3 separate regions of the Homo sapiens genome follow, and regions 1 and 3 are each linked to region 2. A link is an interaction called in ENCODE POLR2A ChIA-PET data of the cell type or tissue named here. Cell type or tissue: HepG2. All regions are shown on one strand.

The links. ChIA-PET counts read pairs that join two places held together with the same protein. Peaks named below come from ENCODE experiments on the same cell type or tissue, not always from the same donor. Only the 100,000 strongest peaks of a DNase experiment are listed, where the experiment ranks them.
Region 1: POLR2A ChIA-PET joins it to region 2 with 5 read pairs; 4 of 35 experiments call an interaction of 5 or more read pairs at or near these places.
Region 3: POLR2A ChIA-PET joins it to region 2 with 6 read pairs; 3 of 35 experiments call an interaction of 5 or more read pairs at or near these places.

The regions. Positions count from the first base shown.
Region 1 is chr6:25,638,906-25,646,905 of GRCh38, forward strand. No RefSeq gene overlaps it. Among named protein-coding and RNA genes, the nearest start is that of SCGN, 9.3 kb to the right of the region's middle. In HepG2, no CTCF peak of the experiment used is centred here; DNase peaks (open chromatin) are centred at 1,636, 3,566 and 7,216; H3K4me3 peaks cover 380 bases.
Region 2 is chr6:25,905,854-25,913,853 of GRCh38, forward strand. It overlaps SLC17A2 (solute carrier family 17 member 2), which reads right to left. Exons shown (of 12, transcript NM_001286123.3): 12 at 6,901-7,598. The coding sequence ends at 7,464. Among named protein-coding and RNA genes, the nearest start is that of SLC17A2, 21 kb to the right of the region's middle. In HepG2, no CTCF peak of the experiment used is centred here; DNase peaks (open chromatin) are centred at 1,738 and 4,638; H3K4me3 peaks cover 331 bases.
Region 3 is chr6:25,967,991-25,975,990 of GRCh38, forward strand. TRIM38 (tripartite motif containing 38) reads left to right here. Exons shown (of 8, transcript NM_006355.5): 4 at 1,335-1,430; 5 at 3,879-4,109; 6 at 5,064-5,086; 7 at 5,183-5,295. Among named protein-coding and RNA genes, the nearest start is that of TRIM38, 9.2 kb to the left of the region's middle. RefSeq lists an enhancer at 3,029-4,228. In HepG2, no CTCF peak of the experiment used is centred here; a DNase peak (open chromatin) is centred at 3,391.

The DNA.
Region 1 (8,000 bases), 270 kb before region 2:
TTATGGACCAGCTAGAAATAAACTGGCCGTTTAAAATGGCTCTATAAACTGAGATCATTTGTGAGAAAGAGTTAACACCAACCCTGAAGTGCCTAACTTCTGTGCTTAGAGAACTGTGAAACAATATGTACTAATAGAATGGAGTAGAATTCATGTTGGCAAATGCTTTCTTTCTTCTTTAATTTTTAAAAGTTTGTTTATTTATTTATTTACTTATTTATTTATTTGACATGGAGTCTCGCTCTGTCGCCCAGGCTGGAGTGCAGTGGCACGATCTCGGCTCACTGCAACCTCTGCCTTCTGGGTTCAAGCAATTCTCCTGCCTCAGCCTCCCTAGTAGCTGGGATTACAGGCGCCCACCACCACGCCCAGCTAATTTTTGTATTTTGGTAGAGACAGGGTTTCACCACGTTGGCCAGGCTGGTCTTGAACTCCTGACCTTAAGCAATCCACCCGCCTCGGCTTCCCAAAGTGCTGGGATTATAGGTGTGAGCCACTGTGCCAGGCCTCCTTTTTAAAAAAATCCTTGTCAACAGCTTTACTGAGGTAGAGTTTATATAACATTACATTCACCCACTTTAAATATAGTTTGATGAATTTTAGTAAATTCATCTGATTGTGCAAGCACCACCATCCAGTTTTTTTTTAACACTTCCGTCACCCAAAAAGTTCCATCCTGCCTGTTTTTAGTCAAAAAAGTAGATATCCCCGACATCTTATGACCACAGATCTCCTTTCTGTCTGCAGGGTTTTGCCTTTTTTAGAAATTTCATATACATTGTAATCACATAGTAGGTGTCTTTGTGTCTGGCTTCTGGGAAAAATATTTTTGCTCATTTTCTGTTACTTCTCTTATACTTCATCTTGTCTGGTCATATTCACTGGCAAATCATGGGAACTTGACCACAGGCAGGAGCGTGAAAGCTGGAGATCAGAGTTAAGATTCTGAGTCCGCCACTCTCTGCCTGTCGACCATGAGCAAGTCACAGTTCTGAACTCCATTTCCCTGCCAGGAGCATTAGGGTCATCATGCTTCCTCAGTCTAGGAAGAACTCAGATTTAAAAGATCCATCAGCTGTTCCCACAACAGTTGATACAATACCGATGTAGTTCCTTACCAACTGGTAATAGCCACTGTCCAGAACACCTGCAGGCCGCCTCCCCTACCAGCTTAGCAAACTCAGCCTCTCCATTAGGACCCGTTAGATCTTTCTGTAATCTAGCCCCCACCCCCAACCCCCAAAAAGGAATACAACCTGATACAGCAGGGGGCCCAGGCCTCTCCCTTAGCCCCCTGCACTGTGGTTAGTGTCCTTTCTGATTGTTTAGTGCCCACATCATACCCAATGTGAAATATTAGGAATAGATCCTCTGTTGACAGGAGGCAGGAGGATGGAATAAGAAAGTGGAGGTGAGGGGATTTGGAGCTGGGGCTTTGAAAGAAAGGGCTATAATCAGACTGGAACCAAAACGCTAAAATGTATCCAGGATAAAACAAACAAACAAAGTCTTACATTTAGGTTTAAAAAAGAAGGGCACAATAATAGAGTAGGGTGACTTGGTGGTCAGAGACCTGGAGATTATGGCCAATGACAACTCTCTGTGAGCTTTCAATAGTATGTCAGAACATTCACTAAGAGGTGAATAACAGACCAAATATTTACTTACCTGAGACGCTTGTCCAGGGGCCTATGAGCCCTCAGCTGGGCACCAGTGCATACAGGGCTCTATGTTCAGAGCATGGAAGGAAGCTACTCAGCCTGTCCGGGGCTGCAAGTACACCTGAGTCTCGCCTCAGTGGTTGTGTAGTAACTAAGTAGCACAAAGAACTTGCTCCATCCCTGTCCAATCAGACTGAGCTAGAGTACTGAGTTAAGGTCCCCCGCAGAAGGACCCAATGGCTAGAGACCCACTAGAGTGTCCTGGGGACCACTCGGTGCTATTAAGAGACCCATGTGTGTTTAACTCAAGAAAGGGAAGAATAAGGAGGCAAGAGACAGGTATCCTTAAATGTCTGTAAATCTGTGAAATGAGAGAAGCTTCAGCCTAGATTTCTGTGGCTTACGTTGGAGCACTGCAGGGCGTAGATTTTGTTGAAGGCAATTTTCCCTGAGCTCTCCAAAGGTGGAGTGGGATGCCTAAGGAGGAGGAGACTTTGTTCCTTGGTATTTGGGTCAGAGGCTGGACACGCCACCTGTCAGAAATAATTAGAGGCAGCATTCCCATGGGGAGCATGTTAAGGAGGAATTCTTGTTCTCCTCTCCTCAAATTTCCACAAAAGGGAGGCTGTTTCCATTCCATACCCCAAAAGGGGAAATGTGAACTAAATAATTGCCATTTTTCTTCAGATGCACGTGTATATCCTCTCTCCTTCCCACTGGTGAACTTAGTGATTTTATAAATTGGTGAATTTAGAAAAAGGAGCTATATTAGTCTGCTTGGGCTGCCACAGCAAAATACCACAGACTGGGTGGCTTAGTCAACAGAAATTGATTTTCTCACATTTCTGGGGGCTAAAATGATCAAGGTGCCATCACGGTTGGTTTCTGGTGAGACCTCGCTTCCTGACTTGAAGACAGTCACATTCCCACTGTGAACTTACATAAACTTTCATCTATGCACACAGGGAGAGAATCTATCTCTGTTCTTGTTTCCTCTTCTTATAAGGACACCAATTCCATCAGATTAGGGCCCCATCCTTATGACACTACTTAATCTTAATTACCTTCCTCAAGGCCCTATCTCCAACTACAGCCATATTGGGGGTTAGAACTTCAATATATGAATCGCGGGGGGGGGCACAATTCAGTCCATAACAGGGGCTGAGTATGCTGACTCTATAGCTCTGTCTACCCCGAGGTGCACTCTGGCCTCTTCTGTACCACATGATAAGCTTAGCCTCTTCCTATGATGGAGATGTCTGTGGCTGCTCAGCTCTTCCTGAGGCTTGTGGGTACATTTCTTTCAGAAATCAGAAAATATTAGGAAGCCTATGATGCTCACATATTAGCCATATCCTCCTTTCTAGATTTTACTAGCGATAAAGCTAGTATTTTGATTTTTCACCTAGCTCTGTGTTGTATTTCTCAATTGGGGAAAAGGGGGTGTTATTTAATGGATTCCCTAAAACAAACAAGGGAAGAAGCTGGAAACATGAGCTCCTTCTAAGATTGCACCCTCTTTCAGTCCTGTGCTGTATTTCCTTCTGTCTGTGTCTGAATAGAAGCCCCAAAGAGCTTGGGTTTTAGATACAAGATAAGTTCATGTTTGGAATCAAACTGTTACCCATGGGTAACTCTGCCATTCCTTTTAAATTTAGCATAGAGGTATTCGGCAACCGGATTTGCCAAATTTCTATCAAGGAAATATTAATCCACATAATGTCAGCAAAACAACTTGAAATCTCTCCAGGTAAATATTGATGAATCTCTGAGCTTTCTGAAGATGCAAACATCTCAGCAGTTGCTTATAGCCTCATGAAATGCATTCTGTTCAACACAGAGGCAGCTCTCCCCAGGAAACAAGTGAACCTTTGTTTGTTCTGTTTATTTGAGGAATTTATTAAGTTGGACTCTCCCATGAAAGTTTGGGTAGGCACCTAGAAAAATATTAACCTTTCTCTGAAAAGAGGCTCAACTCTTGGAATGCTTCACACAAATGCATTCATTCTTGGGAAAATACCAGTTTAAATCAGGCACAAAAGGTCAGAATGCTAGAACCCTCCTGTGCATGCCCCAACTTTTTTCTTTCCTTGGAAGTGTCCCCTTCAGTTCCAAGCAGAAAACTTGAACCCCTCCTGTGCACTTACTCCTGGCTCTAGACATTAATAGGCATACATACAATACCATGCCCTAAAGCCACTCACCTTTCTCTACGTAGAAAACTCCAGTTACCAAGCATAAGCCTTGGCTGGTGTTTAAATGTGCACCAGGAGATATCACACTAGGCAAGGCTTTGTGTGAAAAGGACTTCCAGTTTGAATGAGGTAGAAACTGGAAGAAAACAAGCAACGCAGTGAAATCCTGTTGACCTTCACTGTAACCACTAGGATTTGAAGAATGAAGTAGTTTGTTCTGTTTAATCCTTAAAAAGATCCTTCATAGGATTGTTCATAAGGATCCTTAAAATATCCTTCATGATTAGGGAAAGTACAATCCCTAACTCATATGTCTTTGGTGCTCTCTTAACTTGTCCAAGTGCTCACATGTGCCCACTGCCATGACTGGGCAGTTGGAGGCAGATGATACAGGTCAGTTTTATCCTTCCCCACAACCTTCCATAGAGGTAAAGAAAAGGATACAAGACAGCTAGTCAGGAAACCTGGGTGACCTTAGGCATCCCATCTCTCTGGGTCTTGTTTTTCTCAACAATGCTAGATCAGTGTTTCCCAAATTTTATCGATGATTAAAATCTCCTAGATGGCTTTTTAAAATACAGATTCCAGGCCCTTGCTCTAGGAATATTAATCCATCAGATCTTGGCTAGCAACCAGGAATCTTTATACTGTATGAGCACTCCTAACCCAAATTAGACTATGAGCAGGGAAGGTTTGGAAAACACTGAATTAGATGCTGTAAAAACTCCTTTCCAGATCTAGTGATGGAAGTTTTAGGTGGATCATCTGAATTTAGCATGGCAGTTGCTATCAGTCCAACTTTCTCCATCTTTACCCATTCAGAGGACTTAACTGTGTGGAGCACATTGAGAGCAGCTCTTTCCAAGGGGATTGCGGGGGAGGTTTGTAATCAGCAGCAGTCAAGCAGCTAATTAAATATCCAGATTATCTGGTAAATTTGTGCTTATTCCGTCCTGCATTGTAATTCACCAGCTGGCTTTATTCAAGTCTTCAAAGGTTTGCAGAAAATGTTTCAGCCTATAATAATAATATCTCTGAAATTCCAAGACTGACAAAGATAAGACATTATAATTATGCACACACGATTATACATACTTTAATAAGCATGTGTGATAAGCAAATTTTATAAATCACTTTCTTCTCCTTTGTTGTGTCTTTAGCCTCAGGCTTCTACTTTATTCTCAAAAAGAATACCATGGGTAGAAGAACTTTACGGTGTTGAAAAAAGAAACGAAAGAAGGACAGAAAGACAAAAAAAAGACAGAAGGATGAAAGAAAGACAGAAAGACGAAAGAAAAGGAAAGAAAAAGAAAGAAGGAAAGAAAGGACAAAGAAAGAAAGAAAGAGAGAAGGAAAGAAACCACACCAAACCTGTTCATCACTGTAATGATTGAGATTTACAAAAAATAAAGTTTCACACTTTTTAATTTAGCATCTACACAGAAAAATTGAAATTTTTAAAAGGAGTCTTGACATTAAGAACTCAATGATCTCTAACGATGTGGTGGATGAAGTATGCTGCTCACCCACTGTATTAGTCTAGGTTCTCTAAAGGGACAGAACCAATAAGATACACACACACACACACACACACACACACACACACACACACATATATATATAAAGGGGAGTTTATTAAGTAGTATTAACTCACGAGATCATGATGTCCCACAATAGGCTGTCTGCAAGCTGAGGAGCAATGAAGCCAGTCTGAGTCCCAAAGCTGAAGAACTTGGAGTCCAGTGTTCGAGGGCAGTAACCATCCAGCACAGGAGAAAGATGTAAACTGGGAGGCTAAGCCAATCTAGCCTTTTCACATTTTTCTACCTGTTTTTATATTCTGGCCACACTGGCAGCTGATTAGACGGTGCTCACCCAGATTAATGGTGGGTCTGCCTTTCCCAGCCCACTGACTCAAATGTTAATCTCCTTTGGCAACACCCTCAGAGACACATCCAGGATCAATACTTTGCATCCTTCGATCCAATCAAGTTGACACTCCGTATTAACCATCGCACCCAGCCACTGAAGAAAAACTGAAAATGTTGGATAGACTATTTTCAAACTCTTAAAAGTGCTCTGATGCATGGACCATTTAGTAAAAGATACTAAGGGTCTCAGCTAAGTGAAAACAGAAATGCAGAGAGGTAAGTGTAGGCTGGATCTAGTTTCTGCTTTGAAAATATTTAGCAAATAAGGTGAATTTTCCTTCAAATTTCACAGCATTAAGAGAGAAAGCCTAAGGAGGAGTCCCGTCAATGTTAGTGGAATCTAGAAATAATAAAGCCCAAGTGACTTCATTAAAAAGTATCTATTTCAAACTGAGGTGCAGATGGAAGAGAAAAATCATCTAACTTAAGAATTCCTAACCACAAATTGGCCCTCATACATGTTTGCTGTCTGAATTCATTCTAACTGGCTGTTAAACAAAGCAAAACAAAAAAACCTCAGTCTATGAATTTAGTTTAAAGTTACCTTGGGCAGATAATGCCATAGACATCTGGTATAAGCAAATGCAAATCCTCTCTGGAGAAATTCACCTTCAGCCTAGGCTTTAAAGTATTTCCATAGAAAAAGTTCCAAGACTTATGAATGTATACAGTCAAAATTATAAAAATAACATAAGAAAATAAGTCACTATTAGTGAGATCTAGCAGGAATAACACACAGTAGAATCAGACTTCAGAGATGGGAAAAATAAAAAATAGAATGTTCAATAGTTATTTTTAATCAGTTTAAATCAATAAAAGATGGAAAATAGGAGAGAACAAGAAACTACGAGACGTAATCAAACATATTTTAAAAAGAACAAAATATATAATGTTAAAAACTTAAATGATGACTTTAACAATTGATTAAATATAGCTGCACTGAGCATCAGTGAATTAAAAGATGGATCTGAAAAAATTATGCAATATGCAGCACAAAGAAACAAAGTGGCAGAAAATATGAATAGTAATGATGAGGAGGAGACTTAGAGTGAGAAGGATTAATATATTTCTAATTAGAATCACAGGAGAAAAGCGGAGAGAGATGGTTAGGGGGAGGGAAGGAGTGGAGAGAGAGAGAAATTAAAGAATAAATGGCTGAGACTTTTCTAGAGCTAATGAGAGATATCAAATCACAGATTCAAGTAGCCCCATGAATTTTAAGCAGGATAAAAAAAATCTCTAGACATATTGTACTAAAACCACAGAACTCCAAAGACAGAGAAAAATCCTTAAAGCAGCCAGAGCAAAACAACGGAGACCTGCAAGGGAATTACATACAGACAAACAGCTGACTTCTCAACAGCAGCGAAGGCATTCAGAAGGTCCTGAGGGAAAGATAATCTCAGCATTCTAAGAGAAAGTAGCTGTCAACACAAAAATCAATATCTGGCAACGTTTTTTGTCAAGAGCAAAGGTGAAATAAAGACATTTTCAGACAGATGATGACTTTTCCTCCAACAGGCCTCGAATAAAGAGGATTTTAAAGGATGCACTTTCAGAAGAATAAGAGTAATCCCAGATGGAATTTCTGAAATGCAAGAAGAATTAGATGAGCAAAAACAATGACAAATATATGGGAAAATCTAAACAAATATTACTAGATGAAAAAATAATGGCAATATTTTGTGGATTTAAAATACACTTAAAATACATAATAACAATAGTATGTAAGATGGGATGGGGTGGACAGTTCTAAAATATCCTAAGGTTTTAACGTTATGTGCAAGGGCTGTAAATGTATTAATTTTTACTTTAAAAGTCATGTATGCATGTTGATATCTCTAGGATTAAAAAAACTGAAACAGAAGATGAATACATAATTTCCAAGTTAATAAATAGGAAAAATGAGAATGAAAAATCTTTATCAAGCAAAAAGCAGAGAGGACAGAAGGGAAAAATAAGCATACAGAAGGCAGGAAAAATAACATGAAATAAATCCAAATATATCAGTAATTATGATAAGTAAAAATAGCTAAATATTCTATGGATACCATCTAAAACATGCAAGATGATGAATGTAAATGGATAAAAATAGCTAGATGAAGCAAATACTACAAAAGAAAGTGGATGCACCTATAATAATATTAGGTAAAATAAACTTTAATAGAGCAAAAAAATGTACAAGAGATAAAAGGTCACTAAACAATAATAAA
Region 2 (8,000 bases):
TTTATTTGGTGGAACTATCTTTTCTCAATTATGTGTGATGTATTGTGGTCGTGAATCATGGTGTCCTGAACTCCCTTTGGAAGCTAAAACGGTCTGTTGAGGCTCTGCCTACCAGCTCTCTAGGGTTTGTTAAAGCAAAAGAGTGAGCACTTTACTTAAATTTCACCAATTATATTATCTTCTGAGACCTTAAATGTTGAGTAGAGGGAAAATACAAGTTCAAGCCTATTTATTTCAACAATGGAGCAAGTTGCTACAGCTAAGACCTTTTGAGGCTGCCTGTTTCTTCAGGTTTTCCTTTGATTCTCAGAGTAACCCCACCTCAATTTATTTGAATACATGTACTTATGGCTTAACCAACACACAGGTGGTTTCTTTAACTACAGTGCAAAAATCTTCACACATACAAACTTTTTAAAAAACAATTCTCAATATGAAAAAGAGAAATCAATATAATTGGCTACAAATTATTGGCATCTTTTCAGAGATTTTCTCAAGAAAGTAACTGAATTCCTAAAATTCTTATGACTTTGTTAAAGGACTCAAAATGAACATATATTCTGGCTGGGCAGGTGGCTCATGCTTGTAATCATAGCACTTTGGGAGGCCAAGGATTGTGGATCACTTGAGGTCAGGAGTTCGAGACCAGCCTGGCCAACATGGTGAAACCCCGTCTCTACCAGAAATACAAAAATTAGCCAGGCGTGGTAGTGGGTGCCTGTAATCCCAGCTACTTGGAAGGCTGAGGCAGGAGAATTGCTTGAACCCAGGAGGCAGAGGTTGCAGTGAGCCAAGATTGCGCCATTGCACTCCAGCACGGGCAACAGAGGGAGACTGCATCTCCAAAAAAAAAAAAAAACAAAAACCTCATATGTCCTACAAAGCAAGTGATAAAAATCAAAATATGACAATGGGCTGAGAGGAAAGGGAAACTAGTAGTATTAAAGAAAGTTTTTAATGAACAAATAATGTTAAGGCGGATTTTTTTGTTTGTTTATTTGTTTTTGGCCTTTTTTTTTTTTTTTTTTTTTTTTTTTTGAGACAGAGTCTCACTCTGTCGCCGAGGCTGGAGGGCAGTGGCACTGTGTTGGCTCACTGCAACCTCCGTCTCCTGGGTTCAAGCAATTCTCCTGTGCTAAGGCAAATTTTTAAGGATTATAAATAGTAAATATTAGAAGGGATACTGCTTAAAAATAAACAATTTGGATAGCTAAATGGTCTTCAGACTCTTTTGATTGTACAACATGTAAAAGAATTTTGAAAACTTTAGGCATTCCTTTGAATATTTTTAACTTGATTTCTAAAACTTTTCATCAAAAAATAAATTGTTTTGTAAATAAAAGAAAACATTAAACATGTTATAAGATGAAATAAGATGAAGAGTGACTATAATTAGAATAAGTATTTCATGACATAAGTTTATTTTAATAAAAGTTCTAACCACTTTATTGTATCATTCATATCAAGTTTTTTAAATATATATTGAAATTTGGTGCTCTGGGAAAATATGCCAGCTTCATTTGAAAGAATGAGTTCCTATCCTGTACTGCTTCAGTTATTCTGAATTCAGAACATTCCCACTCTGGCCAGTCCTCTCTTATAATAAAACATACAATACTGTGCATATTCTCAGTGATTAAAAAAAATACACACAGCAGATAAAAGAAGAGGGAGCAGGCAAACCAAGAGCCAAGGTGAATGTGTTAATCATTAGCAGGTTATCCCCAAACCAATATTTGGAAGTACTCCTTTGTTGACAACCAGAAAGTGTTTACACTTCAGGCATTGCACCTAAATAAAGTGTGGATGCCTTTCCTTTCTAAAGTGGAAGGAGGGATATTGTGGACATAGGCACATTCTGAGGCAATTTTAGGAAATAAGTTGAAATTGATGGAAATTGAGAAAGACTTTGGAAAGTGTTTGCCTGCCTCCACTACCAAAAAGTCCATGGAGAAAGCAAAGTAAAAGGTCCAAAAATGAAAGTCAGCAGAAACCAGAAAGATGGGCAACAAGGTTTTACCATACAGATAAATAGAAGAGAGATTCTTAGTAAAGAAAACAAATTGAGGACAATCACTAAATAAAACAAAATCGAAGGAAACTCTAAGACCACCAGCCAAAAAGCAAGAGAAAATGATTAACACCTTGGCACATCTTGGTGAAGGAATTCCAGGATAAAGAGAATCCTATAGCACCTAGCCTAAACATAGCTCTCCTACAAAAAGTAGCTGGCTAACTAGACTTCCTCATATTGGACATCAGAAGAGACTAGCAGGAAGTCAATACTGTTCTGAATAAGACAAATTGTGGAACAAAATTTCTGTTCCCAGCTAAGTTAATATTACAATGTTTTAAGGCTCCACAGTGATCATAAAGAGTACTATGAAATAAATTCTCAGCTACTGTGGGACTCAGAGGCTCATCCAAGTACTGCTCCAAAAAAATACTCCATTGAAATGTTTTGAGATGAAGAAGGATAAAGGATGGACATGAAAAAACAAAACAAAAAACACTTCATTGTCCAGGGGTATGCTAAGTGAGCAAGAAGTGTCCAGCACTCAAAATTAAGGAGGCACTCACTCTCATGTGCCAATTCTGTTCTTGCATGAGCCTAAGAAAGGATGCCTCCTTAAATATTGCTTCCTGGGCACCTCACTTGCCTCATCTTGGTTTCAGCCCTCAAATTATGTTCAAATAACAGTGAAAAGTATAATACCCAACAGAATGCAAATGCTATAATTCTTCTATGGAAACTACTCAATGCAAAATTAATACATTAACTGCAAAAGGTCAGAGCAAAACTTCCAGAGAACAGTAGTGAAACCAAGAGTGAGATGATAGGATGCCTCAGTGTGTCTGTTTTCTTATTATATATAAGGAGAGAGACATGGCTAGGCATGGTGTCTCATGTCTGTCATCCCAGCATTTTGTGAGACCAAGGCAGGAGGATCCCTTGAAGCCAGCAGTTTCAGACCAGCCTGAGCAACACAGCAAGATCCCTGTATCTACAAAAAAAAAAAAAAAAAAAAAAAGCTGAGAGTCAACAGCCACTTTTTTACTATATAGGTTATTAACTTGAGAAATAAAGCATTAAAAGAACAATGAATTTGGGAGCACAACACAGCAAAATGTAATCTGCCCACAAAATTGGACTTAGAGGAGCAATTTTCCTCTAAGCTTTAACCTGTTTCATAATTAAATGAAAAATAAATAAACTATCCAAAACAAAATTTATATGAAGTAAAGCAAAGGGAAATAGGACATAAGCTTGATAAAAGATAAAGCTAATCAAATATAAAATAAAAAGACAAGCAGGGCTGGGCGCAGTGGCTCATGCCTGTAATCCCAGCACTTTGGGAGGCCAAGGTGGGTAGATCATCTAAGGTCAGGAGTTTGAGACCAGCTTGGCCAACATAGCAAAACCCCATCTCTATTAAAAATACAGAAATTAGCCAGACATGGTGGTGCATGACTGTAATCCCAGCTACTCGGGAGTCTGAGGCAGGAGAATCACTTGAACCCGGGAGGCGGAGGTTGCAGTGAGCCGAGATCGCGCCACTGCACTCCAGCCTGGGTGACAGAGTGAGACTCCGTCTCAAAAATAAATAAGTAAATAAATAAAAGACAAGCTATTCTTAAAATTAGTAAATGACTAAGTAGTCTAATGAAGGAGAAAGAAAGCACACATGCAATTGGGTCAGAAGTACAAAGAAGCTAAAACCTCAGATATAGATAAAATGAATATATTATTAAAAAGATAGCCTGATAAAACAGTTGAATTTTTGCAAATATACTTTAAATAGTGTGTAAAATAGATGATCCTCCAAGATAACATAAATGGTCAAAATTGATCAAAGAAAAATATAAAACCCCTTAAAAGACCAGTAACTGAAGGAAATTGAGAAAGTTATCAAAGTCTCCTCAAAATGGCTTTCAGCCTGCATGATTTTTACAAACCAATGCTTTCAAGCTTTCAAATAACAACAGCAATTATAAAAATTCCATTCTAGTCAATCTTTTTCAGAGTAATGGGGAAAAAGGAAAGTTCTCCTTTCTTGTTTTTGAAATCAGCATAAGCTCCATATCCAGACACAAAAAAGATACACAAAACACATGTATGCATACAGAGCCAATCTCATATATCAGTACATCAGCCAAAGTCCTAAATAAACTATTAGTGAATCAAATTCTGTCGTACATCAAAAGAATATTCAAGGGAAAGCTCAACATTAAGAAATACATTAATATAATTCATAATATTTAACAGTCAAGGAGAAAAAGTAAGTCATCTCATCATTAGGTAGATGACAATAAACTATTTGAGAAAAGTGAATTAATTTTCATGACTATTGTTAGAAACAATCCTTTAGGGATGGGGAGGGGAGATGAATTAGAAATGTTTCCTATCAGTTCACAATTGCATCTATTCTGAAGCCATTAGGAATGTGAATGGTAACTCTTCCTCAAACCATCACATAAGGAAAGATACCCTGAAAGTCTGACACACCGAAGTCATCTGTCAGGAATCAATCAGAGAAGCTGCTGGGAAAACCTCAGAGAAGCTGCTGGGAAAACCTAGGCATTCTGAGTCATCATTGTTCTTATCACCCGTGGCAACTGATGCAATTGGAAGCAACTGATGCTTTCAGGGTCATGGTTTCTTCAAAGCCTGAGCTCATTAATTTTGCTGTTTGAGAACTTGCAGTTTGATCCAAAAGCTGACAGCATCGATTGACCCATTGCCTTCCTTCCTGCTCTGATACTGGAAGTTCCAACAAAAGAGGAGGAGGAACAGGACCAAGAAGAACATGAAAGCAGAGGACCAGGGGCCGGGCGCGGTGGCTCACACCTGTAATCCCAGCACTTTGGGAGGCTCAGGTGGGCGGATCACGAGGTCAGGAGATCGAGACCATCCTGGCTAACATGGTGAAACCCCGTCTCTACTAAAAAATACAAAAAATTAGCCGGGCATGGTGGCAGGTGCCTGTAGTCCCAGCTACTGGGGAGGCTGAGGCAGGAGAATGGCATGAACCCGGGAGGCAAAGCTTTCAGTGAGCTAAGATCGAGCCACTGCACTCCAGCCCGGGCGACAGAGTAAGACTCTGTCTAAAAAAAAAAAAAAAAAAAAAAAAAGCAAAGGACCGAAGGACCAAGACCCCTTCCCAACTGCTCCATTGGTCAAAACGAAGTCAGAGCAGAAGCTCTCAAAAGGATGATACTTTGAATTTGCTTTCTGTTTTATTTTCTACATTCATAAACGTGCACAAATCATAAATGTACAATATTCACAAAGTAAACACACATCCAAGTCAAGAAATAAAATATTTCTAGTACCCCAGGAGCACTTCTTAAGTACCATCCATCCAGCCACAACCCCCATCCCTGCACAAGGGAAATCGCTCACTGATTTTTAACAGGACAGATTGGTTGTAGCTGTTTTTAAAAAGTATTTTATAAACCTTTAAAAGAATGTGCGTTTTGTCTTCCTTTAATCAATATTGTGCTTATGAGACCCATTCATCTATTATATATTGGGGTCTGTTAATTCTCATTGCTATACAAATAGACCGTGGTTTATTTACTCATTCTTTTTTTAACAGACAACTTCCTGTTCAGGCTATTACAGATAGTGCTCCTATGAACATTGTTGTACATGTTTTATGGATGTATATGTGCATTTCTAAGTAAAATGTTTGAGTCACTGGAATTGTACATTTAGCTTTAGGAGATATTGCCGAGCAGCTTTCCAAAGTTCACATTCGTAACGTATGAAAGTTCCAGTTGCTCCACATGTCTGGCAACATTTTGTTTTCCATCTCCTTTCATTTTATCCATTAGTTAATTTTATAGTGGTATTTCATTGTAGTTTTGATTTTCATTTCTGTAATGACTAATGAAGTTGAACATCTTTTTATATGTTAAGGAGCCACTTACATTTTCTCTTTTATGAAGTCCCTGTTCAAGTCATTGGCCCATTTTTTAGTTGGGTTGTCTGTCCCCCACCCTTTTTTGTTTTTTTTTTCTCTTTTTTCTGTACATAATTTGACTACCTATTATACTATGTCTTTCTTTTTTCTTCTACTTCTTCTTTTAGTTTTCTGCAAACCCCCTTTCCTCTTTGTGTTGTCAATATCATGAAGGCAAAATCAATGTTCTCATCTTAGTACCACCCTCAGGGCCTGACACTCTGTTTTTCTGAAAAACTTGCTCAAAAATACCCATTGATTTGCATTAGGAGATTCTCTTCATCTGCTGAATTAACCCAAGGTTCTTGTCCAAGCAGTTTTTTAATAGGATTTAAAATATGGTGGGAACTTCTTCTCTAGACATGTTGTGGCAAAACCAGAATCAGTTCTGTGTGAGGAGACAAACTAAAGGATATGTCTTAAGTGTTAGGAGCCAAATTAATTCCTGTTAGAGTTGACGCTGCCTATCTGAGTATCTTGGGAAAGTAAGAAAAATATGAAGAAGGTTAAATTATCTTTTTCTACGCTCAAAAGGAACTTCTCTTGTATGTGATACACTTCTATGCCTTGTATGTGATACATTTCTATGCCTTTTCTCATCTTGTTATGTCTTCAATATTTTTCTCCCCCATATAAATTGTCATTTCACTTGAAAGTGTCTCTGTCATCTCTCTCCAATTTTCATTATATGGTCTAAACTATATTGCTATCCCTTCTGGAAGTGTCTACATTGCCTTCCTTCACATTCATTCTTCTCACAATACAAGCCTTCCAGTTCTATCTTCTCTGTCCTTGATTTCTAAGTTAACCTCATTTATTTAATCTTGTATTGGTCATTTTCTCATCATTAATCTCTTGCAATTGGGCTAGGATAAATAAATATCTGTTTAATCTGATGGAAATATCTGGATCTAAATAATTTGAAAATGGTCTATTTTATTTTAGCATGTAAATTTTAATAGAATTTAATCACATAAATAAACGTCTATGTTTTACAATGTATAAAAAATAATAAAAACTTTAATTCTGGGGATTATAGCTTTACAGTTCCGATCGGTGCTGAGATCTGTAACATATGGCTACAATTCCGAGCAGATCTTCTCTGCATCCAATAACCTGCCCCACCATGAAGATATTTATCAGTGATCATTTTCACATGAATTTTTATTTATTTAGTACTTTCCAATGAGGAAAATTCAAAGGCCACATGAATTGACTTTTCAAGTTTGTCCAGCTGTTGTCAACCCCGGGCGCATGCTAGAAACCTCTAAGGAGTATCTAAAAATTAGTAGTATCTGGGTTCCACCCCAGACCAATTCATTCAGAATCTCTGGAGTGGGTCCCAAGTATCAGTGTCTTATAAAGGCTCCCCAGGGAAGACTAACACACAGCCAGAGTTAAGAACTGCTGAGTCTATGGTCAGGAATATGGAGAGAAGTAAAAAATGTTTAAAAAGTTCATGCTCAGTACCACATTTAAGTTTGTAACTTTATGTCCTCAGAGGCGGGTAAGGGTCCTCTCTTTGGCCCAGTCTTGAAGTTCTGCTTGTCCAAACGTGAGGTAAAAGACCAGGCCAAACATGTTGACTGCAGCAGACAGGAAAAAGACATTCCTCCAACCAGACTCAAAATCCTAGATGTAAAAAACAGAGAAAATGATCAATCTCACAAGTTCCTTCTACACCAGTTCTAGTAGCCCTCCCAGTTGTGTATTGCAATGTTGATCACAAGGAATATAAGGAACAATGTGCAGTAGTTACTTAAGAAAGTTTATGAAACTATTGGAAACAAAATGGCCAAAATGCACATGGGGTTCTGAGTTGAGATGGTTATTTCTTTAAACAAAAATAAAATACACTAATGTTTTTCTGAAAATTTGGATTTCAACATATAATATTACTCATTTAAAATTATGCCTAAAATGGCATTGTGGCATTGTGTTTGTGTCTTCTCTGTTTTTTTTTGTTGTTGTTGTTGCTGTTTGTTTTGTTTTTTTTTGTTTCTGTATTGGCTGTTGACAACTATCACTACAACC
Region 3 (8,000 bases), 62 kb after region 2:
GTACCATCCAGATTTCTTGCCAGAAAGCATATTAAGGAAGGTGGGACTTTGCTGTTGGCAGCATGGAGGAATGGGCATAGTCCTGATGTCCTTTTTCCTTCTCTGTCCTGCCTAAATTTGAGGAAAATGTTGTCTCCAGTGTCAGGCTCCTTATTCTGTCCTCCATGAGGCAGAGGTGGTCTTGTATGAAGGCTCTAAGTCCTTCTAAGGACATGTCAATCATGACCACCACTCAGCTCATGGCAGCTCTTCCTTAAACTCCATGGAGCAGCTAATAACTGCGATGATCATATTCCCATTTGAATTACTTTTCCACCAAGTAGTAAGAAAAGGAACCAGCTTATGTTGAAATTGAGTTTTGTCACTTACTAGATGGGCAATTTTGGGCACGTTACTTAATGTCTTCACACCTTGGTTTCTCCATCTGTAAATGGGGATAATAGCAGTGTCCTCCCTCCCTAAAACACATACACAGGAGGTGGTTATAAGCTTTGAGGACATTAAAATATAGAATGCATAGAATAGCACTTGGCATATAGTAAGGACAATGTCATCTTTTGCTAAAACAGTTACATAGAACCTTTTCCTGAGAACACTCGAGAATGAATGAGTATACTTGTTGGGTTTACAGAGGACAGGAGACAATTCTTTCAGCATTGACTACAATTAGCAATTTGGGTCAGCTTCAAATCACTTTCAATAGAAATATGAGAAACTGTTTTGAAGAATAAGCTAAAAGCTTGACATGAATACTAAATCATTTTAAATTGGATTCATGATACCATTGTTCAAAAGATACCAGAATTCCCCTCTTCCATGAACTGTTTCTAATAACCAGCTGGCATCCTGATTTTTCCTGACTCATAAGACACAAAATTTCATGTGTGCCAAACACTGGTATTGGTTTTGCTTGGTTCAGCATGTTGTTTTACAAAATCTTTTAGATGATGATTACCTTGTTCTATATCCAACTTTTTCCTGGCAGGACTCTAGTGGTGGACATAGCTCAGGCTCTGGGTCAGCAGATGAGATTGCAATTGTTGCTCCACCACCTGGCAGTCATAGCCCTTTGGGCAAGTTATTTTACCCCTTTCTTAGTCTCATTTTCTACAGCACAGAAATGAAGTTTAAAATCCTACCAACTATTCAGGGTTGCCAAGGGGATCAGTATGTTCCTGCACATATAGCCTTTAGCATGCTCTCTAGCAAAAAACAATGAGGACTCTATAAATATTCACTATTATTCAAATATATCTTAGAAGATTGGGATTCCCCCTAGGTCCCTAATGAAGAGTCAAATTGAATAGGCTTCACTTATCAAATTTTTCCTTCAGGAAAAGCTCCAGAAAGCTGTGACAAAACTGAAGCAACTTGAAGACAGATGTACGGAGCAGAAGCTGTCCACAGCAATGCGAATAACTAAATGGAAAGTAAGAATCTGACTTCATTGATCTCAAGCTATTTTCCATTCTAGAGCTTAGGCATAGGGGATGATTGAGGAAAAGCACAATGAGGATTTATTCTCACTAAACCAGATTGAAAAAATGAAACCCAAGGAAGAAACCATTATTTGTACTTATGCCCCTGGTTCCAGGTTTACATCCATGAGTATTTAGCACCAATCTTTCCATCTTTAAACTGTAGTTGGCTGGGATTCCTGATACTTCAGTCAGAAGAAGCAGAATTAGTATGACTATTTACCTAGAAAAAGCATCGAGTGGGTCTCAAACTTTAAATACGTCAAAATAAACCTGGTTTGCAGGCCTCAACTCATTACCCTGGCACTTTTACCACAGTGGAGCATCTGGCTCTCAACTTTACAGGTACAGAAACCAAGCTTTGTGAACACTTAGAAAACAGGATCACTCCAGATTGAAATTCATACTACTCTAGCTCATGAAGCTGATGAAAGAAATATACTTTATTTATTTATTTATTTTTAAATTATTACTATTTTTTGAGATGGAGTCTTGCTGGAGTGTAGTGGTGCGATCTCAGCTCACTGCAATGTCCACCTCCCGGGTTCAAGCAATTCCCCTGCCTCAGCCTCTTGAGTAGCTGGGATTACAGGCATGTGCTACCATGCCTGGCTAATTTTTTGTATTTTAGTAGAGACGGGGTTTCACCATGTTGGCCAGGATGGTCTTGATCTCCTGACCTCGTGATTCACCCACCTCAGCCTCCCAAAGTGCTGGGATTACAGGCGTGAGCCACTGCACCCGGCCTATACTTGATTTATAAGTACATCACAAGTAATGCAACAACCTACACACTTGCAACTACAAACTTTCAGATTATTTCCGTGGCTGACTAACCTCCACATTATCAGAGCCACATTCTTTTATGGAAATATTTAGGTTTGTGCAAAAGTAATTGCGGTCTTTGCCATTAAAGTAAAGGCAAAAACCACAATTACTTTTGCACCAATCTTTATATTTATATAATTCACTAGCTTGCAGTAAAATCCCACAAGCTGATTACCAATTTTCTCTCTTTCAGGAGTCCTCTCTAACCTCTACCCTGATCTTTGTTTGTGGATGTTGCTCTTGAGCTCCTGAGTACACTCTTACTTCCCCCATTTCTAGGATCTTGGGCAATGGGGAAGACCTTGATTGTAACTAACATATATGAAAACCCGTCTATACAAGAGTTAAAGCTGCACCTGTCTCCTACACAAAAATTCCACCTCATCCTAAGTCAAAGACCCTTCTTCTATATCATAGTCATCAAAACACTGTATGAATTTATTTTTATTTTTTAATTTTTATTTTTTTAAGATAAGTAGAGAGTTTATTTGGGCCAAGTTTGAAGACTGCAATCCAAGAACATAGATTCAAATTGCCCTGAATACACACTCCCACTGCATTAATTTAGACAGCACTAATGGAAATTGCAACTTTACATCTCCTCAGATGAGAGTTTCACTTGATTTCTGTCAGTCTTACACATAGGAATGCTTAAGATGACCCTAGGGTAGTAGAACAGTATTTCTCAGTTAACCATAATAAATGCCTGTCACACTCAAAGCTCCCCCTGCCAAGAATTATGGACCCTCTTACCAGCCTGGTTGTCTTAAAATCCAGTCTGGGTGATGTTCATTATAAGCTTTTACTTCAAGAAAATCGCTCCAACTCAGAAATCTAACTTCTTAAATCATAAGTAAAAACCTCTTTTTATCCTTGTAACTGATAAAGTGTTTGAACTTGGCCCTAGTTTCACAATTAAATTATCTAGCACTCCTAACCCAGCTTTCTCCTGTGTCTTGGCTGAAGAACAAGAAAATTAATTGGGTGACTATAAGGAATCTGAGGCAACCTCTTCCACATCTGAGTGCCTGCCTCCCACACATGACTCTGCAGCAGGAAACTGGGGACATTCTTCCAGCTTCAGTGACTCATGAGAAAATAATGTCCCAGTGGCTGATTGTGTGTGTGTGTGTGTTTGTGTGAAAATATATATAACACTTAAGCATTTAACCACTTTTAAGTATATAGTTCAGTAGAATTAAGTGCTTTTACATTGTTACATTGTTGTGCAACCATCACCATTCCCATCTCCAAACTGCAACTCAGTTTCATCTTTCATCTTCTAAACTGAAACTCACTACCCATTAAACAATAACTGTCCATTTTCTGGTCTTGCCAACACCTTGTAACCACTATTTTACTTTCTGTCTCTATGAACTTAACTACTCCAGATGCCTTGTATAAGCAAAGTCTTACAATATTTGCCCTTTTGTTTCTGGCTTATTTTGCTTGAATGTCTTCAAGGCTTGTCATGTAGTAGCGTGTGTCAGACTTTCATTCTTGTTTATCCATTCATCCATAGATGGACATTTGGTTTACTTCCACCTTTTGACCATACTTTCTTGACTCCAGGAGAAGGTACAGATTCAGAGACAAAAAATCCGGTCTGACTTTAAGAATCTCCAGTGTTTCCTACATGAGGAAGAGAAGTCTTATCTCTGGAGGCTGGAGAAAGAAGAACAACAGACTCTGAGTAGACTGAGGGACTATGAGGCTGGTCTGGGGCTGAAGAGCAATGAACTCAAGAGCCACATCCTGGAACTGGAGGAAAAATGTCAGGGCTCAGCCCAGAAATTGCTGCAGGTGAGGCTGTGTACTTGGAGTAGGGAAAAAAGGTATGTTATAGTGCTATTAAAGGAGAATGGTAAGGAAGCATGGGAAGATAAAGTAATGTTTCTTTTAGATGTACATCAGTGCCATCAGGCTGGCCTTCACTAATTTATAGGGTACCTTTATGTCAATTAGAAAAATAAACTTCTGAGGGAACACAGCTTGGCCAAATGAAACCACGGGATAACATTTACCACTGTTTGCCTCCTTGGCCCATGTGCAGAGAACCCTGGTTGTTGACTCTCTCCTGAAATACTCCACTAGGTGACTGATGGGTGATGAAGTGGGGCAGCCAAAATGAGTGATAACCTTTTCCCTGATTTGCTTGTAGAACCCTTGCTCCAGAGCTGTTATGGTACAATCTACAGCTTTATCTGTAGGAAGATAAACATCTGGAGCCATTAATTCTGGTTCTAACTAACAGGATTGGTGACTATACTGTAAGGCTGAGTGTATAGCATGATTGCTTTACCACTGTGTGATACCTGCTACCACCATCTTAGTGGCAGTGGCCCAGTCTCAGGGCTGTGCACAGATTCACCACTAAGGACCTTTATGATAAGTGTTCTCTAATCTGGGCTCACTGTGAAGGAAATCCGATCACCAAAAGCTAGTCCTTACAGAGGGAGCATGGACAAAGCTCCTGGCCCTCAGACTTCAGCAAGGATGAGAATAGATGCAAATGTTGATAAACATCCTGCCATGCTGAATCTCCCAGAAGCTGGTAGGAATTATTCCATCTGGGTATCCATCAATACCTAAGACTGGTGGGAATTACTTTGTTTGAGTATCCATCAATATCTAAGACTAAGACTAGGGTAACTCTCTTTACTTCTTCGGGTAAAGCAAAGAAGAATAGCCCTGCATGACAAGCCCCATGAAATACCGATGTTCCCATGCTCACCTTTTCTTTTTGTTTCTTTATAGAATGTGAATGACACTTTGAGCAGGTAAGTCCTGTTTGAATGCAGGAGGGGAGGGGTGTGCGTATATAGAAATGAATGGAATGCACCTCTGAAGAAATCTCTCGCCTCTGCTTATTCTAGGAGTTGGGCTGTGAAGCTGGAAACATCAGAGGCTGTCTCCTTGGAACTTCATACTATGTGCAATGTTTCCAAGCTTTACTTCGATGTGAAGAAAATGTTAAGGAGTCATCAAGGTATGTTCACTAAAGAATTCCTGAATACTGTGGATAGAAGGGGCCTTATGCAGTAACCAAGTTTACCACCTGTCCCTTGGCAGGCTCACAGCCAGAGAGGTTGTTTAGTTAATTTCAGTAGAGCTTTCATACTTTCTCTAGTTAGTATGATTCACTGCTCAGTGAATGTGATGAGCATTGCATTCTGGTTATCTGTGCAAACCTTTCAAATTCTTATTCTTTCACTTATTAGCCATGTTACTCCAAGTGACTTGGTTTCCCCCTCTGAAAAATGAAAATATTAACAGCTCCTACTTCATTGAGTTATCATCAAAATTAAATGCATCAACATGTACAAAGTGCTTAGCCCTGTGACTGACACATGATCATAATAGCACATCATGGTATTAGATCTGATCATAGTGTTTATTATCAATAGCTCAGCCAACTCTTAGAGCAATGCAAGAAAAGTAGGTGAGTATGATAACCTATCATTCACATATTTTAGGAACTTGACTTAGATAACACAGATGACAAATGTTACAACCAATTTACAGATTCCAAAATGTTAGAACCATTTACTGAGTTTCCTGCTCCCTTGATTTTTTAAATCAGTGCTGACTATACTTTCACAAATTTGTATCCGTAAGTACAAAATCAAAAAAACCCCTGAAAATGGAAAGTTTTATCATGATTCATTTGGCTACAAAAATCTGGCCTAACCTGAAATGATTTGGTGGTTATATTAGTTATCTATTAGTACAAACAAATTACCATAATTTAGAACCTTAATACAACACTGATATGTTATCTCAATTTTTGTGGTTCAGGAATCTGGGCACAGCTTAGTTGGGCCTGCTGCTTAGGGTCTGATAAGGCTGCAGTTAAGGTGTTGGTCAGGCTGTGTTCTTATCTGGAGGCTAGGCTAAGGAAGAATCCACTTCCAAGCTCACTGAGGTAGCAGGCAGAATTTCTTTCCTGATGGTTGCAGGACTTTGGCCCTGGTTATTTCTGGCTGTTGGCTGGAGGTTGCCCACAGCTTCTACAGGCCACCCCTCAGCTCTTTGCACATGGGCTTCTAACATGGCCAGTTATTTCTTCAGAGAGAGCTCAGGAGACAGACTCTTTAGAGAAAATCTGCCAGCAAGATGGAGTCTTACATAATGAAACGTAATCATAGAAATTATATCCCATCATCTTTGCCATATCCTATTGGTCAGAAGCAATTCATAAGCCCTGCTCACACTCAAAGACAAGGAATTTTACGAGGGTGTGAACACCAAGAGGCAGGAATCATAGAAGGCCACCCTTGAGTCTGTCTTCCACAGTGGCCAACCCTGAACGGCACTGAGATGAGACTATTTAAAAGTCTTTATTTATCCCACTTAATTTGAATAAATGTTTTGCTGCAGATATATTGATGAATTTGATTACAGGGCTCTGCCTTAGGCCATGATGGGGTTGAACTTTAGAGTATATGCATTTTTTTGCCTTTATAACTTCTAAACTAATTTGAATGGCAAAGCCCATTTTGTTCCAGGGATTTCAGAAAAGGAATTATAGACCTGTGTTCCCCTCAAATACACAACAACAAACAACAACAAAACCCAAAAGCACTCTGTATTTCATCCTATACAGATGACAGGAAGGAAGAACAAGACTTTGTGTAAGTTTTGCTGGGATTTCACTGAGTCAATTTGCCTACTCTCATCTTTTACAGAAGGAATCATAATATGGTTCAAGTGAAACTATTTCTTTCTTTCTTTCTTTCTTTTTTTTTTTTTTTGAGACAGAGTCTCGCTCTGTCGCCCAGGCTGGAGTGCAGTGGTGCGATCTCGGCTCACTGCAAGCTCCGCCTTCCGGGTCAAGTGAAACTATTTCTTAAATGGGCTTATCTTTTAACTAAATATTTCTCCCCTCTTAAACACTGTTTATTAAAATTTTTCTTTTTTCAAATTTTTTTTTGAGATGGAGTCTCGCTGTTACCCAGGCTGGCTTGCAGTGCCGCAATCTCAGCTCACTGCAGCCTCTGCCTCCTGGGTTCCAGCGCCTCAGCCTCCCGGGTAGCGTGGGATTACAGGTACGCACCACTATGCCTGGCTGATTTTTGTATTTTTAGTAGAGATGGGGTTTCACAATGTTGGCCAGGCTGGTCTCAAACCCCTGACCTCAGGTGATCTGCCTGTCTCTGCCTCCCAAAGTGCTAGGATTACAAGTGTTAGTCACTGTGCCCAGCTTTATTACAAAAGTGATAGGAATAAATTTTATTTTTATTTTTAAATGTATGTTTATTTTATTTTACATTGCCTTCAAGCAGATGCAACAAATACATTTTAATCAGTCAAACAATATAAAGGATATAAGGAGAAAGTTCAAGGTTTTTCCCACCCGTCTCCAATCTGACTTCTCTAGGTAGGGTGATCTATATCTTTCCCTAAGTTTGTACAAACGTAACATATATACACTGTCTCTTCTATGTTACTCGTTACTTTTTATGTCTAATATTCCATAAGAATATAATAAATATATGTAACCATATCCCTACTGATGGAGCTTCAGGCTGTTTTTAGAACTTAGTTATTACAATGTTGCTACAATAACTTTCTAGTCCATGCATCCTTATATCCTGGTGCTTTCATTTCTTTTGGGAACATACCCCAAACTGGGATTGCCGAGGTTGTTGTTAATCTTAATATATGGTACCATATTACTTGACTCAAAGTTGT